Linked DNA regions of Homo sapiens: region 2 is linked to region 1. The links are chromatin contacts, found by Hi-C in ENCODE. All regions are on one chromosome and are shown on one strand. Each heading gives the region's core, a stretch centred on a gene start or an enhancer-like site at or near the end of the contact. The rest is flanking DNA. Distances are from core to core; before and after follow the strand shown. Region 1 overlaps PRDM16 (PR/SET domain 16). Region 2 overlaps PRDM16 (PR/SET domain 16).

Region 1 (7,772 bases), core at 1,689-4,188:
TGGCTCCCCCATGTCCTGGGGAACGTATTTTAGTGATTGAAGTTGGACCTAACGTGGGTGTTTTCTCAAGTATTCATGCAAATCATTATCTAAAGAGAGAATGTATTTCTGTTAGGATGTCAAGATCAGCTTGGTGTGAACTTTCCTTCTCCTCACGTGGCATCTCTGAGTTGTGGGCTTCCTGTGGTCCTGGAGAGAATGTTCCGGCTCAGCCTCTCTTTAACAGGAGCGTGGGAGGGATGGAGGCCACGTGTGAGGGGCACATGCTTGGGGCCGGGATGAGGTGCAGCTCTTGGGATAAGAACAGTTGCCGAGTCCTTGCCGCCTGATGCCCCGGGGTGGGGTGGGGGATGGGTCTAAATCGAAGGAGGCCAGAGATTGCCCGGTTCTGGGCAAGACGGCAGGGGAGCCATTGCCAGCCTAGCTTCGTGGGCTGGTGAGGATGTGGCACCGATGTATTGAGGAATCCCTGGGCCCCACACCTGCCGAGTGTGAGATGGGGAAGCTGGAGGTGGGAGGCTCCACGCTGGCTCACGTGCAGGGGCCCAGGGATTCCCAGGGCAGGCCCCTAGGACCCTGTCCACACCTGGCCTTGGGCCCTGCTGGCCACTGCTGGGCCCCTGTGCCCACGTCACAGCCTGCCTGTGCCAAGGCCCCTGGGAGACGCGGAGAGAAGGGAAAGAGGCTTGTCCTCGGCCACGGCCTTAGTGGGGTGCGGGCAGCACCGGCCTCTGTGTGATCCTGCACTGGGCAGTGGGGGAGGCAGGATGGACAAGAGTCTCCCTCCTGAAGGTGGTGCTGGGGGGAAGTCCACACATGGAGGCAGGATTCTTGTCAAGGGGTGGAAAGCCAGGCCAGGCACCTGTGTGGACCCAGTGCCACGCGGACTCCTGTGGGGAGGAGGACAGGCAAGGAGGCCTCGAAGAGGGAAGACCAGAGAAGGAGGGGAAGGGGAGAGCGGAGGGAAAGAGGTGGGATAAGGAAGAGAAGGAGGAGGAAGGGGAAGAGGGAGGAGGGTGCCGAGCAAGGTTGGGGGAGCCCAGCGCACGGAAAGGAGGCGCAGGTCAGGGGCGCACGCCCCCTGGGGCGGGGGCGCAGGCCGGCTTTCAGGTACCGGCCTTTTGTCTGCTGCCTTGGGCTCGCCTGTCAGCCCCGCTGTCAGAGGCCTAATCTTTTTTTCTTCGCGGCTGAAAAGGCCCAGCGCCACATCAGGCGACACACGGCTGCCTATTCTCCTTCCCCGCAGAACCCAATCACTGGACAGCGCCACGATAATTCACTCCCCAGCCCGCCCTTTGAAAAGGTGGGCCGCCTCTGCGCCGCTCCCCAGCAAGATAAATCATGTACTCGAAATTAACTTCCATTGAGAGGGAGGGCAGGAAGAAAGGCTGATGGGCCGGCGCGGCGGCGAGGGAGGACCGGCCTTGATAAATGTCAGTGCGGATAATTGGGGGGCTGTGATTAAGATCTTATCTAGGTGGGAAGTAAACAGAAAAGACTTTAATAAAACTCCTGCCCCATCCACGCTCACTAACTTGAGAAGTTCCTTTCCCCCCCTTATTTTTGGGGGTGAATTCAGAAGAGAATACCAAAAAGGTCTTAGCGAAGGAAAAGTTGGTTTCAGGGCATCACTTAAAAGGATTAAACGGACCTCGGAGGAGCCTCGGCGTTTCACCCGTGGTGACAAAAGGCAGAGGAAACAGAAGGGAGCACGGCTTTGTCCCCAAATTCCCACTTATACGAAATGATGAAATTTCAGGGCTGAGCATCCATCGTGGGCCCCGGGAACCGGCCTCTCAGCCTCTCTTTTCGCTTCTCTCTAGTCATAAGCATTATCTTGGTCTGTAAACATTCTTTTTTCAAGTAAGAGGAGCCCCGCGCTTGCACAGCCTGGGGTGCGGGAGGCAGTTTGCACGGGAAGGCTCTGTGTTCCCGGGCCGGCTTCGCCCCAGGGCCCCGCTCAGTGGCCTTCGCCTGGGGATTGATGTTTGCTGCCCTGACTCCAGCAGCCTGCAGCTCCAACCCACGCTGCTGGTGGAGGGAGCGTCTGTGGAGCCTGTCCTCCATCGCTGGTGCCCTGGCCGGGCCGCATTCCTGCAGACAGGGCCTTCCCACTTGCGTGGACCACCCCCTGCAGCCGGGCAGCTGCTCCCCGGTGAGGGTTTCTGCCAGCTAAGGGCATAGTCACCCTTGCATTGGCAAATCCGTCTGAGGTCTGCACTCCCCTAATTGGAGTCGCTCAGGGAGGCAAAGGGGTGGGCAGCCCCGAGGGCCCGCCTGGGCTCCAGCCCCATCATCCTCCTGTGGAACGGGGTCCCGGGCCATCCTTCTTGCGGGGAGAGCCTGTGGGAACTCACTGAGGTCACATGTGCAAAGGGCTCAGCTGGCAGTTACAAGGACTGGGGTGTGCTCCCTGTGCCATGCAAGTCTTCCCAGACTGGTGCAGGGCCTGCCATGGGGCACCCAGAGCCCCAGCTAGAAGCAGACCCAGGGAACAGCCAGCCTCTGTGATACTGGGGGGCCTCTTGTGGAGGGGGCTGTGGCCTGTGTGGCTCCAGCAGATCTGAGATATTACTGGGCCACAGGGACTCCACGGAGGGGGCTGGACACCCGTGCTGTGCACACTGCAATGTTCTCCCCCAAGCTCTGGTCAGCCCGTCTGCGGTGGCCTGGCTGTGGGCCACTGGAGGGAGCATCAGGTGCAGGGGAGTGGGAGGGGAAGCAGGACAGGGGCCCGGAGGAGACAGGACGGCTAGGGGATTGTGACCCTGGAACACAGTGGCTCCTTCACTGCAGGTCCCAGCCCGAGTGTGACTCAGTCCTCAGCTGGGCAGGGGAGGGCGTGGGGATGCCCAGGACCTGCACTTACTAGGTGCTTAGCAAAGGTGCCTAGAGAGGAAGGCTCGGAGGAAGGAGGGAGGGAGGGAGGGGAGGGGACGAGACAGACCCATTATGACCAAGGCCGAGGCCTGAGCCAGCGGGAGGGGCCTGCGTCCATGGCTGGCCTTGGCGTCACTGACACTTTGCTCCGAATAATCCCTTGTCTTGCTGGTCGTCCTGGGCACTGCAGGGCGCTGAGCAGCATTCCCGGCCCCCACCCACCAGACCAGGGTGGCTCCCCCTCAGAGCTGACCACCAAACACATCCCCAGACATGGCCGCGTGCCCCAGGGCAGAACCCCCGTCTGGGGGCCCTGGGCCAGAGGCAGAGGCTGCATCCTGGCAGGGAGGCCCAGACTCCCTCGAAGGTGCCCCTGTGTCTGCCTCCCTCAGGCCGGCTCTGGGCTCAGAAGCTCTGGAATCGAAGGAGTTAGATGCTTTCCCTTGAGAATATTTTCTGTTTCATTTTGAGGGAGAATTTTTTTCTTTTTTTTCTCTCCCACTCGGGATGTGAAGGACAAACACTGGAGTGGTTCCTCTGTTTTCTTTGGTTTTGTTTTTAAACCTACTAGTCATGTGCGGAGGAGTTTCAGGGACAAAGTTGCCAAGTTTTGAAGTGTAGATTTGTATTTGCATGTTCATTTGTGATGGCGCCGTGCTGCAGTAAGACAGCGGCGTGTATCTCTGCACACTGCACACACGCACACACACACGCACACACACGCACACACACGCACACACGCACACGCACGCACACACGCACACGAACACACACGCACACACGCAGTGTAAACATGCACACGCACGCGCACACGTACACACACGCACACACGCAGTGGAAACGCACACGCACGCACACACACGCACACACGCAGTGTAAACAGACGCGCACGCATGCACACATGCACACACGCACACACGCAGGTGTAAACAGACGCGCACGCACGCGCACACACACGCACACACATGCACACACCAGGTGTAAACAGACGCACACGCACACACACGCACACACGCAGTGTAAACAGACACGCACGCACGCACACACGCGCATGCACACACACATGAACACACGCACACATGCACACATGAACACACACACGTGCACAAACAAGCACACACTTGCACACACAAGAACACACGTGCACATGCACACACGTGCATACACACATGAACACACACATATGTGCAAGCACACACACGTGCACACACAAACACACATGCACACATGCACCCGGGTGCACACACACACAGAGGGAAGGCACCCTCCTGCAGCCGGGTAGATGGTGGGGTGCAGGCCCCTGACGGGGAGCTCCTGCGCTTCACCAAACAGCCACCACTCCCAGCCCTGCCCAGACCATCCCAGGTCAGCCCTGCAATTGATCTCCAGAGTCCCAGATGTTGTGGGAAGGGGAGGAAGAGGCCCTGGCCGGGATGCAGGATTCGCACTCAGCCCTCAGGGTGAGGAGAGGCGCCTCCCTGCACACTTGGCCAAGGCCTCCTTCTCCTCTGACCTCGCCCCTGGGCCCACCCCACCCCTGGCTGGTGACATCTGGGTGTAGCCTCTGGAGTCTGGTGCACAGAGTGACACATTTGGTTTTCAGCCACAGTGTGGGCCTGGCCAGCCTCTGAGCCTGAGTGCTGCAGCCTTCTGTGCCCTGCCCCGCTCCTCCCACATCATCACATTCCTCGGTGAGTGGTTGGGGGGGCACTCGCTATTGGATGGCACCCATCACCCTGTGACCCCGCCTCTCCTGGGTCCCCCACACATTGGAGTTCATGAGACCCTCATGTGAAGGCTTCAGACCCCAGCCAGCCCCAGCTGTCCCATCAGTGGGGGCAGAGGGGCTGTGAGAATGTGGTGGCCCCATCAGCGCCCGTCAGAAAGGGAGTGCAGGGGGCCTGGAAAGTGGCAGAGAGAGCAAATACGCCAGCTCCTGAGCAAACCCAGCGGGACGGGGAGATGACAAATGATGGGATTGTGTCAGCTTGAGAGAGATTGGACTAATGGCACGCGGACTTTGCACTCTGAGGATCAATATTCCATCAGGCAGTGGAGCGCCAGCCTAGCGAGTGGCGTTTATGTGGACAAAGGCGAGATCCCCCCATAGTCTGTGCACACTGCCCCGGCGCCGGCCTCCGCCGTAAGCCTGAGTGAAGCCGAGAGGGGGCGGGGGCCACGGAGGGTCTTGGCATCCCCTGAGTGATGGGGGCAAAGGCCGGGCTGACCGGGGGCTGCCGCTGGCCTGGGCGTCTAGCCCTTGGCCTGCAGTCCTGCCTTCCACACGGCATCTCCTATGGCTACAGGTTGGCATCCTCGGGGTGCCCTCGGGCCGCTGGTGCCCAATGCCAGGTGCTGTCTTCCCAAAAGCTGTTTCTGTTCTACCTGGCTCTGCCCACCTCTTCTCTTCTCTGGCCCATGCTTTGAAGTCTCGGGTGTCAGGAGGCCAGCACTGCAGCCTCCCACCCTGTGTCCAGCATCTGGGGGGCTGCTATCTAGGCTGTCCATGCCCCAGCCTCCCGGGAGGACTCCCAGGCGGCCCCTCCCAGCGTCTGCAGCTCCCCAGGGGGCGGGGCTCGATGGCAGGTGCTAAACGCAGGCAGGTGTGGCCAGCCGGAGCCCCTCACACGGCAGGCGTCAGGTTGAGTCCTTGGGGTTCAGGGAGGTCAAGGTCAGGCCTAGCGTGGGTGGTCATCTCAGGGGCAGCACTGGTGGCCGTTGAATTGTTCCTTACCGGGGAGAACAGGTGGCAGGGAGGGATGGTTCCAGACCCCATGGCACCCGTGTCTCTGCAGTGTGTCCCTCTCATGGGGGGACAGTAGGCAGAGCTCCCCGGCTGCCCTGCGCCGGCGTGCTCACTCCGCGGTGCGTGCTTAATACCCACAGTGTGAGAACCGAGAGCCAGGGCCAATGACGGGGGGGACGCGGGTTCACGGGTGGCCTGGAGACGTGGCACCGTACCTCCCTGCTCCCTTCCTGTGAGAATTTTGCCCTCAAGATGGCAGCCCAGCCTGGATGCCCAGACCCCATTCCCAAGCCGCAGGTCCTGGTCTGGGCTCTGTCACTCGGGGACGCGCCTGCTTGTCTTTCCCCGGCTGGGGCAGTGCCTGGTCTGCTCAGCCCTTCCTCTCTCCCCGCCCGGGACAGAGGCTGCCCCAGGGGACCGCAGCTCCGGCTCTGATGGCAGACACGGTGTGGCCTGTCACTGCGGGTCTATGCCCGAGCTCTGGCCAGACGATGGTCAGGCTGACCTCAGAGGTCAGAAGCCACTTCTGGCCACACCCTTGCTCTTGCAGCCCTGAAGCCCTCACCCCAGCAGGCCTAGCTGCTCCATGGCTCTGGCCCCGCTGGTGACTTGGTGGAGGGCTTGGAGCTCCGTGTGCCCCCACCTGCCTCCAGTCAGGCCCTCCACAAACCCCCGTGACTGGGCACTCCTTGCAGCACAGCCTGGTCACAGCCCAAGCCCGACCTCCCTCCCTCCACGGCACTCACACCTGGGGTGGATCAGGACTTCTGGTCCATATCCCTCCTGGAAGTATAGAAAGTGAGTCTGAATTCTGGCCCTGAAAGTGGGGTGACAGGTGGGCACAGCTGCCCCCAGGACCCACGGGAAGGGCTAGAGCAAGGGGCTCCTATCGGGGGCTGCTTCCTCGGTGGGAGGAGCCCCTCCTGCGTGCTCTTCTGCTCCGGCTGTTTCGGCTCCCATCAGCCGGGATCATTCATCTCTGGTTTCTTGTCTCACACCGGCCTCTATGAGAGCGTCCCCAGGCTGACCCAGGCTTACAGGCATTTTAAATACAAACATGGCAAGTGGGGACCGGGAGTGCTGGCCCCAGCATCCTGGTGGTCATGGCCCTGGCCTTCCTCAGGAGTCGGAAATTGGATTAGACCGTGCAGGGATGGGGCCAATTGGAACCAGGGGTTCGGAGGGTCTCTGCAGAGGTGGCTGGGAGCTGGCGGGTGAGAACGCAGGGGGAAGGAACACCCTTTCTGCCCCAGAGAGCCTGTGAGGTGCATGTCTGGGGAGTGGTCTAGAGCCTGGGGGCATCGCCATGCCACCTCACCTCTGGCTACCACGCAGGCCTCGCCTATGCTGTCCCCACCCCCGGTTTCCTTCTGCTTGATTTGCCAAGTTGTCCAGAGCAGAAAAGGACTCTGCCTCCCCAGGGCCCATCTCCAGGGTGAGGAGCAGAGCCAGGCCCTACTTCTGGAGGGGGCCCGGCAACCCAGCCTAGTCCAGGCCCAGGTCCCGTCTGGCCTCCTGTTGACCGCTGGGCTGAGCCACAGGCCCGGGCCCGCCTTGTCCTTGTGCTCCAGCGATCAGGTGCTGGCTCTCCATGGGACCACAGACCCCAGGGCTCGCTGGTCTTGGGGAGAGGCCTCCGCACATTCATGTTTCCACTTGGAATGCAGGACAAAGGCTCCAGGTGGTGCCACAGATTCACCGGCTACAAGAGGCAGGGCTTCCTGGTGCCGGAAATCCATGCAAGTTGTGCACGTGTGTGTGCATGCATGCTCATGCTGTGTGTGTGTACATGCACGCGTGTGTGCGTGTGCGTGTGTGCATGTGTACATGCATGTGTGTGTGCATGCTCATGCTGTGTGTGTACATGCATGTGTGTGTGCGTGCATGTGTATGTGTGTACATGCATGTGTGTGTGCGTGTGCGTGTGTGCGTGTGTACATGCATGTGTGTGCATGCTCATGCTGTGTGTGTTTGGAAAGATTGTGTGTGCATGCATGTACACACGCACACACGCACACACACACGTGCACACACGTGCATACACACGCACAGAGCTATCCCCAGAAGGCTGATCCAGACCTGCTCAGAGTGCAGAAAATGGAGCCATCCAGAAGGAAACAGCATGGAGCCCTGGTGGCCTGGATGG
Region 2 (7,772 bases), core at 2,160-4,659, 57 kb after region 1:
CAGGCCTTCAGCCTGTACACAAAGCCCAGCAGTTGCCCTTTACGTGAGAGGAATTTCTGAAAACGACCCCGTTAAAAGCCATTCCGGAAATCCGTCATCCGCAGAACTCAAAGCTGCTCCCAGTTTTCTGGGAATTCAGGCCTGCGTGGGAGAGCCTCAGGGTTAGGGACAAGAGGGCCTGGTGGCTGGGGGCTGGAGGAGGTCCCCATGCTTGTCACCGGGGGTCACATTCGCGCTCATGTGCAGCCGGGGCGAAGGGCCTCCCACTCATGAATCCTGCCACAGGTGAAGAAGGTGCCAACCCGGAGCCTCCTCCCAGCGCCTCTGTGGCATTGCCCCCTGCTCCTGCCATCCTCCCACCCCACCCCTGCCTCCCAGCACCTCTGTGACATTGCCCCCCTGCTCCTGCCATCCTCCCACCCCACCCCTGCCTCCCAGTGCCTCTGTGACATTGCCCCCCTGCTCCTGCCATCCTCCCACCCCACCCCTGCCTCCCAGCGCCTCTGTGACATTGCCCCCCTGCTCCTGCCATCCTCCCACCCCACCCCTGCCTCCCAGCGCCTCTGTGACATTGCCCCCCTGCTCCTGCCATCCTCCCGCCCCACCCCTGCCTCCCAGCGCCTCTGTGGCATCGCCCCCGCTCCTGCCATCCTCCCGCCCCACCCCTGCCTCCCAGCGCCTCTGTGGCATCGCCCCCGCTCCTGCCATCCTCCCGCCCCACCCCTGCCTCCCAGCGCCTCTGTGACATTGCCCCCCTGCTCCTGCCATCCTCCCACCCCACCCCTGCCTCCCAGCGCCTCTGTGGCATCGCCCCCGCTCCTGCCATCCTCCCGCCCCACCCCTGCCTCCCAGCGCCTCTGTGACATTGCCCCCCTGCTCCTGCCATCCTCCCGCCCCACCCCTGCCTCCCAGTGCCTCTGTGGCATCGCCCCCGCTCCTGCCATCCTCCCACCCCACCCCTGCCTCCCAGTGCCTCTGTGGCATCGCCCCCGCTCCTGCCATCCTCCCGCCCCACCCCTGCCTCCCAGCGCCTCTGTGGCATCGCCCCCACTCCTGCCATCCTCCCGCCCCACCCCTGCCTCCCAGTGCCTCTGTGGCATCGCCCCCGTTCCCATGCAGCCATCCTCCTGCCCCACCCCTGCCTGGTTTTCTGGAACCCCTGGAACCAGCATCACACAAGTGAGCAAGTGGCTCTTTCCAATCTTACAACCCCCGCGGTGGAAGGAACAGGTGGAAAGATTGTTGAGACTTGTAAATTAGTTGCTAATGAGGAAAATCAGGAAATTTGCTGAGGCATAAAAAATGAGAAGTCCGGAGAAAGAAGACAAATGGACCCGCAGCTATTCCCGCCCCACCCCCGCCCCTCGCCCTTTCATACCCTGGTTTAGATCAGACCGAAATACAGATCTGATGCCTAAGTTAATGCAAAGAAATTGCTTTAAAATGTAAAGGTGATTAATTGGATTAATGTGCAAAAAATGGTTAAAGTATGTCAGGGAATGAGGAGGGAGTGGGGGCCCGTGTTTCCCGGGCCACCTGCCACCTGCCCGGCCCATGGAAAGTGCTCTGCCAACATCATTTCCTGGAATGCTCAGAAGGACCCTGCCAGGTGGCCACTGTCGTTCCACTTCTGCAGATGAGAAGCTCTGGCCTACCGAGCCTACTCCTGGAGCCAGGTGGTTGCTGCCCACACCCCCTCCCACCTGAGCTGACCCCTGTGGCCACGCCCAGGGTGCAGGTTCAGGACCAGTGCAAGGGGACATGGGGCTGTAACCTGTAGGCTGATGAGTCCAACAGAAGCCTCCCCACCCCTGTAAGAGGGACGTCCTGAGACCCTGTGCTGTGCCGCTGCTGCGGTCTCCAGCCTCTACTTGGAAGGCTTGTGACAAGTGTGGTGTGTGGCCCTGGACACTTTCTGAGCCTCAGCTGGCCCTGATGCTAAATGGGCCCATGGAGGTATTGTGTGGATTTTCTACTGTTTCTTTTCAACAAAACCCATGGTTTGGAACCTCGGGAAGAAACAAACCTCATAAAAATGTGATTCCTAAGGCCCTTCCATCCGGCCCCCACCACCCTGAATCCCTAGGGTTAGAAAACACTCCTGAGGCTGACCCAGAGCTCAGGGAAACACCCTACGGTTGCCATGGGAGCCCCGTCCCTAGCGACTCTCCTCAGGGCCGGGGGTTGGAAGATACCACACAGGGGTGGGAGTGCAGGCCGAGGGGCTTGTTGGCCTGGGGTTTGAGCCCCACCCCTCTCCCGTGCACAGCCTGGGGCATGTGCTGGCTTCTCTGTGCCTCAGTTTCCTGATCCATAAAATGGAGATAATAACAGGCCAGGTCCCGGGGTTGTTGCTGAGGGGCAGAGTATCCCTGTCACCTCCTCAACAAAGAGGCTGACAGAGGAAAACAAACGATTAAAGAAAAAAAAACAGAGCCCGCCCCCCACGGGCCCCCCAACACCCGCAAGGGCCTGCACCACTTCCACCGTCTCTGGCTCCTGTACGCCATCAGGATCTTGAAGGGGCAGGTGGGGAAGGGCTGGGCTCCCCCGCAGCCCCTGGTTCCCCCCGAGCCTCGGGCCCTCTCCCCTGGCTGCCGTGTCCATGGGCCACGCTCGGGTCAGCGGCGAGCTAACGCCTTTGTCAGGGTGATTAATAGCGGGGGGACTGTCGTTAATTCACTGCCTAATGACCGCGGCCCGCGCGCTCCGAGTAATCGGGTGATGTATGTGGACTGTGCACACCTCGTGGCAGAGGTGAAAATCATTTCGACAAGTCAAATATTGTCACAGGGAACAAATGGCTCTCCCTGTTAATAAAAATTAATGAATTTTTTTTTTCTTTCTTTTTTCCTCGCCGCTGGCCTGCTAAATGAATCTGAGGGCAGCTGAGCGCGGACGGGCTGGGAAGGGTTAAGTTCTTGATTCCGTGGTTAAAACTATGAACGTCTTCATCAGGGCAAGTGCGGCCAGGGGGCCAGGGTGGCCCTGCACCTGCAGCCTGGCTGCTTCCCCCAGGAGTGCCTGCAGGCCCTTCCGGGGTGGGGGTGCAGAGATCCCCCGCTCCAGGCCTGAAGGGGTGAGGCTTCCAGAGAGGGGCTGCAGCTGTCCCAGGCTCTCTGGACCTGAGGGTGATGGGAGCACCTTCAGGCTGCTCTCCCCACCCCTCCACTGCAGCCCCATCACCATGTGGGTGGGAATTAGGGAGCAGAGCCGAGTGGATTAGGACCAGGTGCTGGGCAATGAGTTTATCCAGGGAGGGTCCTCCTGGCCCCGAGAGCCGGAGCCCAAGGTGGCACCAGTTTCCCTAGGAGCATCTGGGTGGCCCCCAGACCCTGCCCTGGCTGCGAGGGGCGGGGAGTCAGGCCTCAAAGGCCTCAGCCTCCGCAGCTCCCCACCCCCACTCTGGTGGGAGGCCAGGCCAGGGCAGTGAGCCAGCCCGCCTCTGTGCCCAGAGGAGGCGGGGCCCGGGGGAGCAGGGGAAGGGAGGGCCTGCACCCACCATTGGCAACAAAGCTGTCCTGGCCGCTCCCGTCACCAGGGCTGGAGGCACACGGACATGGACAGTGCCCTCCCCACCCCATGATGCAAACCCCCAGTTTTCATCCCAGCAGCCAGGGCTGTCGGGAGCCCATGGCCTTCTCTGTCTGCAGCAGCCACGGTGGAGGCAGGCCACCGGGGAAACGTGTGTTTCAGCTCCCAGAGCTCGGGCTGATGGCGCCAGCCCAAACGAGGCTGTCCTCCCCAGCCCGTCTTGGCTAGAGAGCCCACACAGCCTCGCTGCAGTCCCTAAGGGAAGGCTGGGATAGGGGCACCCCTGTCCCAGCGGGACCCCGCACCCCTCAGCGCCCCACGGAGACCTGCACCTTCCAGACTGACAGTGCTCGGGGCCCTCTCTCCCTCTTGCGATTTTTATTTCGGGGCCACGTTTGTTTACTTGCGGCGTGACTTGCTCTGGCCTGTGCACGGCAGCCACAGGCCCAGTTGGTAGGAACTAAAGAGATAAATAAGTCTATAAATAGTTTGGTGGCGGTCGGCTGTTACGGCGCTTGCTCAGCATTTAACCCCTTGTTCCTCCTCCTCGCTGTCCGGGCAGAGCCAGGGAAAGGGAAGCAGAGAACAGAAATCTCCGAGTGTGTTTTCTTTTCTGAACGAGCCCTGGCTGAGTGCACTTTGTCCTCGGGTGGCCTGGCCTGCAGAGCCTCCTGCGAGGACGCTGGCCTTGATTGCAACCCCCTCCAAACCCTCAGTGCCGCAGGTGCTCTGGCAGCTGGCAGAGGTGGCCATCCCAGGGTCACTGGCCATCCCTTCCTCTGCCCTCGGTATCCCACTTACAGCCTCCGAGTTTGCAGAAACACAGCTGTGTGTATTGGGGGGCCCTTCCCCAAATCTGCTCTGGCCACGAGCTGAGCTGGCTCCTGTCCTGCCCTCCTCGGGCTGGCAAGCCCAGGCCCCTTCTGGGTTCTGGTTGGCTCCATGGAACCTTTCCTTCCTCTTTCTGGAAGGACCCCAGGACTCCAGAACACCTAAGCACCTGGCTGAGCCTCCAGGAAGAGCCTGAGGAAGCCTCCGGGTGAGAGGTGACCCTCGTCTCTGTGGCCACCCGGGCCCTCCACCAGCCAGAACCTCTTGTCGCCCTGCTTGGATCAGGCGCCTCCCGAGCACAAAGTCCTGGAGCAGCGAGCCGAGCTCCAGGTGCAAGCCCCCCGGCCTCCGCGCCACCGGGGGAGCTGCGATCCAGTAGAACGGGGTCCCCGGTGCTGAAGGAGCATCCCTGGGCCCAGCGGGAGGCTGTGAGGTACTCAACGGCTCCACGATGTCCTTATGCTGCTGTGGGCCCTGCCGGCTGCCAAGCCAGCTGCCCTAGGTGTGGGGGCCACCTAGCAATCAGGGTGGAGAAGGAGTTGAGAACAGAATCACCCACTCACATGCAGGTGAGGGGCAGGGCATACGGCTCTGAACGTCCCCCACGGTCTTCCCGGTTGGATTCGTGCCTGTTTTACAGAGGAGGAGGCTGAGGTCCAGAAGGTGGAAGTGGCTTTACCCCACTCCCAAGGTACAGAGGCTGGAAGGAGACCCTGTCCTTGCCTATAGGAATGAGAGTCAACCAGGGTGGTGGGGGAAGTCAACCTTACCTGCTTTCCAGAGACCCTGAGATCTGGGCAGTGGGGCTGCTGACAGGAGCCTCGTTTCACTTGGGTGGAATAGCCTGGGTTTTGTTGATGCTAAGAGCACGCCGTAGATTCAGACGGCACACGCATGTTCACACGTGCTTCCCACAGTGGCGTGTGCTTCACTGTAGCTAAAATGTGGACACACCACAGTGTCCATCCACAGATGAAGAGACAAGCCAAAGGCGGCACCCACATGCCTGGACTATTAGCCCTCAAAAGGAAGGAAACGGCGACACACGCCACCACCTGGAGGAAACTTGAGGACCTTGTGCTAAGCTAAGTAAGCCGGCTGTGAAAGGGCAATAGTGTAGGATCCCACTTACGGGAGGTCCCTAGAGTTATCACATGCATAGAGACGGAAAGTAGAATGGTGGCTGCCGGGGCTGGGGGAGGGGATGGAGAGTGTCTGTGGGGTAGACTTTCTCTCTGGGGAGATGCAGGAGTTCTGGAGATGGGTGGTGGTGACTGAAGGCAGCGCACAGCATGAATGTGCTTAATGCCACTGAGCTGTGCGCTGAACAATGACTGAAATGATACATTTGATGTTACATGTATCTGCCCACAGTCTTTCTAGAAGCACGCTGTCACGATGCCAGATCTTAGCTCGTGGAGCTAGTGCTTGGAGCCAACACCGCCTGGTATTTGAGGGGTCCAGTGCATGCACAGTGAAGGGTTAAGGAGAGGCACCCCGCTCTGCTGCCGCCCAGATGCTGCTTAGCGCAGGGCCAGGGAGCCTCGGCTGTGATTCAGGAGGGAAACAGTGAGATGTGAGCAATCCGTGGCTACCTTGCTGCCCCCGGGGCTCAGGGAAGTGGTATATTAACCAAGGAATAAAGGAGAGGAAGAAAAAAGGCCAAATCACATCTCTCTGAAACAAAGAGGCTTTTTACCCGGAACAAGGCTTTATAAAAATGACAGTGGCATCGCGAGTCATTCAGCGCCTGCCCGGGGCGATGGAGGCGGCGAGGAAATACAGGATGCGGGCTCTGAAATGGGAACGCTGCTGTCCCCGGAGCATTGCACGGATAAATAATCGTCTTAGAATAATGCATCGGCTTTAGGTAGGGCCAGGTGGCCTGAGCTGCCCGACAGAGGCCTCCGTGGCCCTGCGTGAGGGCCAGATTCAGCTCGGCTGGTCAGGGGAGATTCCAGGGGCTGGGAGGGGCGTTCGTGGGCAGTGGCTTCGTGGACCCCAGTGGGACTTTGTGGTGGTCTGTGCAGCGCAGCCAGGCCCACCCGCCTGCCCCAGAGGCGTGGGCTGCGCAGAGGCTGGGGCTGTTTGCCCTTCCCCTTGGCAGCGGATGTGCTTCTCTCCGAGCTTCAGGGCCGGCCCCTGGTGGGGTGAATGGCAGTCACACATCCTCCAGGCTGTCATGGGGCCGAGGCTCCGTGCTCAGCAATGCGGTTCCTCTGGGTGGTTTATGCTCCCGGTGCAAAGCCTTTGTTCTTCCTCTGAGAGAAGGGGGCCAACAACCTGCTTCAGGGCACCAGGAGCACGTTACAGCCAGAGGGGCTGGCAAGGAGGGTCATGTGTTCTCGGCCGGGCCCGTGCTATGGCCCGTGCTATGGTCGCTTTGGTCTTTGTGTGAGTGTCTTGGGTCTGCTTTAACGAAAGAGCACAAACTGGATGGACTGAAACAACCGAAGGGTGTGCTCCTACTCCGGAGGCCAGAGACACAAAGCCAGGCTGTGGACAGGGTCTTGTTCCCTCTGGAGGTCCTAGGGGAAGAGTCCCCGCTCACCTCTCCCAGCTTCTGGTGGCTCCAGGCATTCCTTGGCTCGGGGCAAATCCCTGCCTCTGTCATCATATGGGTGTCACCTGGGCATGTCTCTGTGTCCTTCTCCTTGTCCTATAAGGACATCAGTCCCATTGAATTAGGGCCCTCCCTAGTGACCTCACCTGAACTTGATTACCACTATAAAGACCTTATTTCCGAATCAGGTCACATTCTGAGGCCTGGGGGTTAGGGCTTGAATGCACCTTTTGGGGTGACATCATTCAACTGGTTACAGTCTTGGGAGCCGCTGGCCAGCCTGGGTGACAGTGGGGGCTGGTGGAGACTCCCTGAGTCAGAAGGGCAGGGTCTGTGCTTGCCTGCTGTGTGACCTGGACAAGCCCTGGAGTGGGTCTCAATCTGCTTCCTTCATCTCTAAAGTGAAGGCAGCACTGTGGACTGTCCCTGCCTCCCTCCGTGTCTGCGACAAAGGCGAGTGTGTGTGAAGGTAGCCAGGCTGGGGGTTTGCATCTGGTCAGGATTGGGGAGATAAGGCAGGAAGCCCCACCTCTTTGCTGGGGAAATTTCTGTGCTTCGGTGGCTCCAAGAGGGCTGGGAGCCTGTCTCTGAGGTCAGGGCTCCGTCTTCCCAGGCTCTCCCGGGCCCTAATGACAATTCGGCTTCATCAGCCCTGCAGCTGGGGTTCAACGTTCCCCAGTCTCTGTGGGCCAGGTCCCGGGTGCAGGTTTGAGATAGAAACGGCAATTGATCATATTAATATTTAGCATGTTTGCAGAAACGGCTTTCTCAGTGCTATCAATCTGCTGTGTTAATAGCGGCCGCTTGGTTCTGGGCACAGACGCTCAGAAGGGGAATGCCAATG

Evidence for each region. A loop is a pair of places that touch in the nucleus more often than their neighbours do. Pooled maps may share reads with other maps.
Region 2: a loop to region 1 is called in a map of HepG2, with 2.1 times the contacts of the local background. The contact joins two enhancer-like sites. A Hi-C loop is called at or near these places in 6 of 168 maps with a recorded cell type or tissue (HepG2, aorta, ascending aorta and 3 more), 1 of 37 single-sample maps with no recorded cell type and 9 of 50 pooled maps.

The regions. Positions count from the first base shown.
Region 1 is chr1:3,110,573-3,118,344 of GRCh38, forward strand. All of the region lies in intron 1 of PRDM16 (PR/SET domain 16), which reads left to right. Among named protein-coding and RNA genes, the nearest start is that of MIR4251, 14 kb to the right of the region's middle. RefSeq lists enhancers at 3,079-3,655, 3,656-4,231. Within about 2 kb of position 2,939, at least 3 of the 41 ENCODE cell types and tissues checked have a DNase peak (open chromatin) inside an H3K27ac peak, as active enhancers do; they include ascending aorta, where a contact is called at or near this core.
Region 2 is chr1:3,167,227-3,174,998 of GRCh38, forward strand. The region is part of intron 1 of PRDM16 (PR/SET domain 16); the gene reads left to right. Among named protein-coding and RNA genes, the nearest start is that of MIR4251, 43 kb to the left of the region's middle. Within about 2 kb of position 3,410, at least 22 of the 41 ENCODE cell types and tissues checked have a DNase peak (open chromatin) inside an H3K27ac peak, as active enhancers do; they include ascending aorta, where a contact is called at or near this core.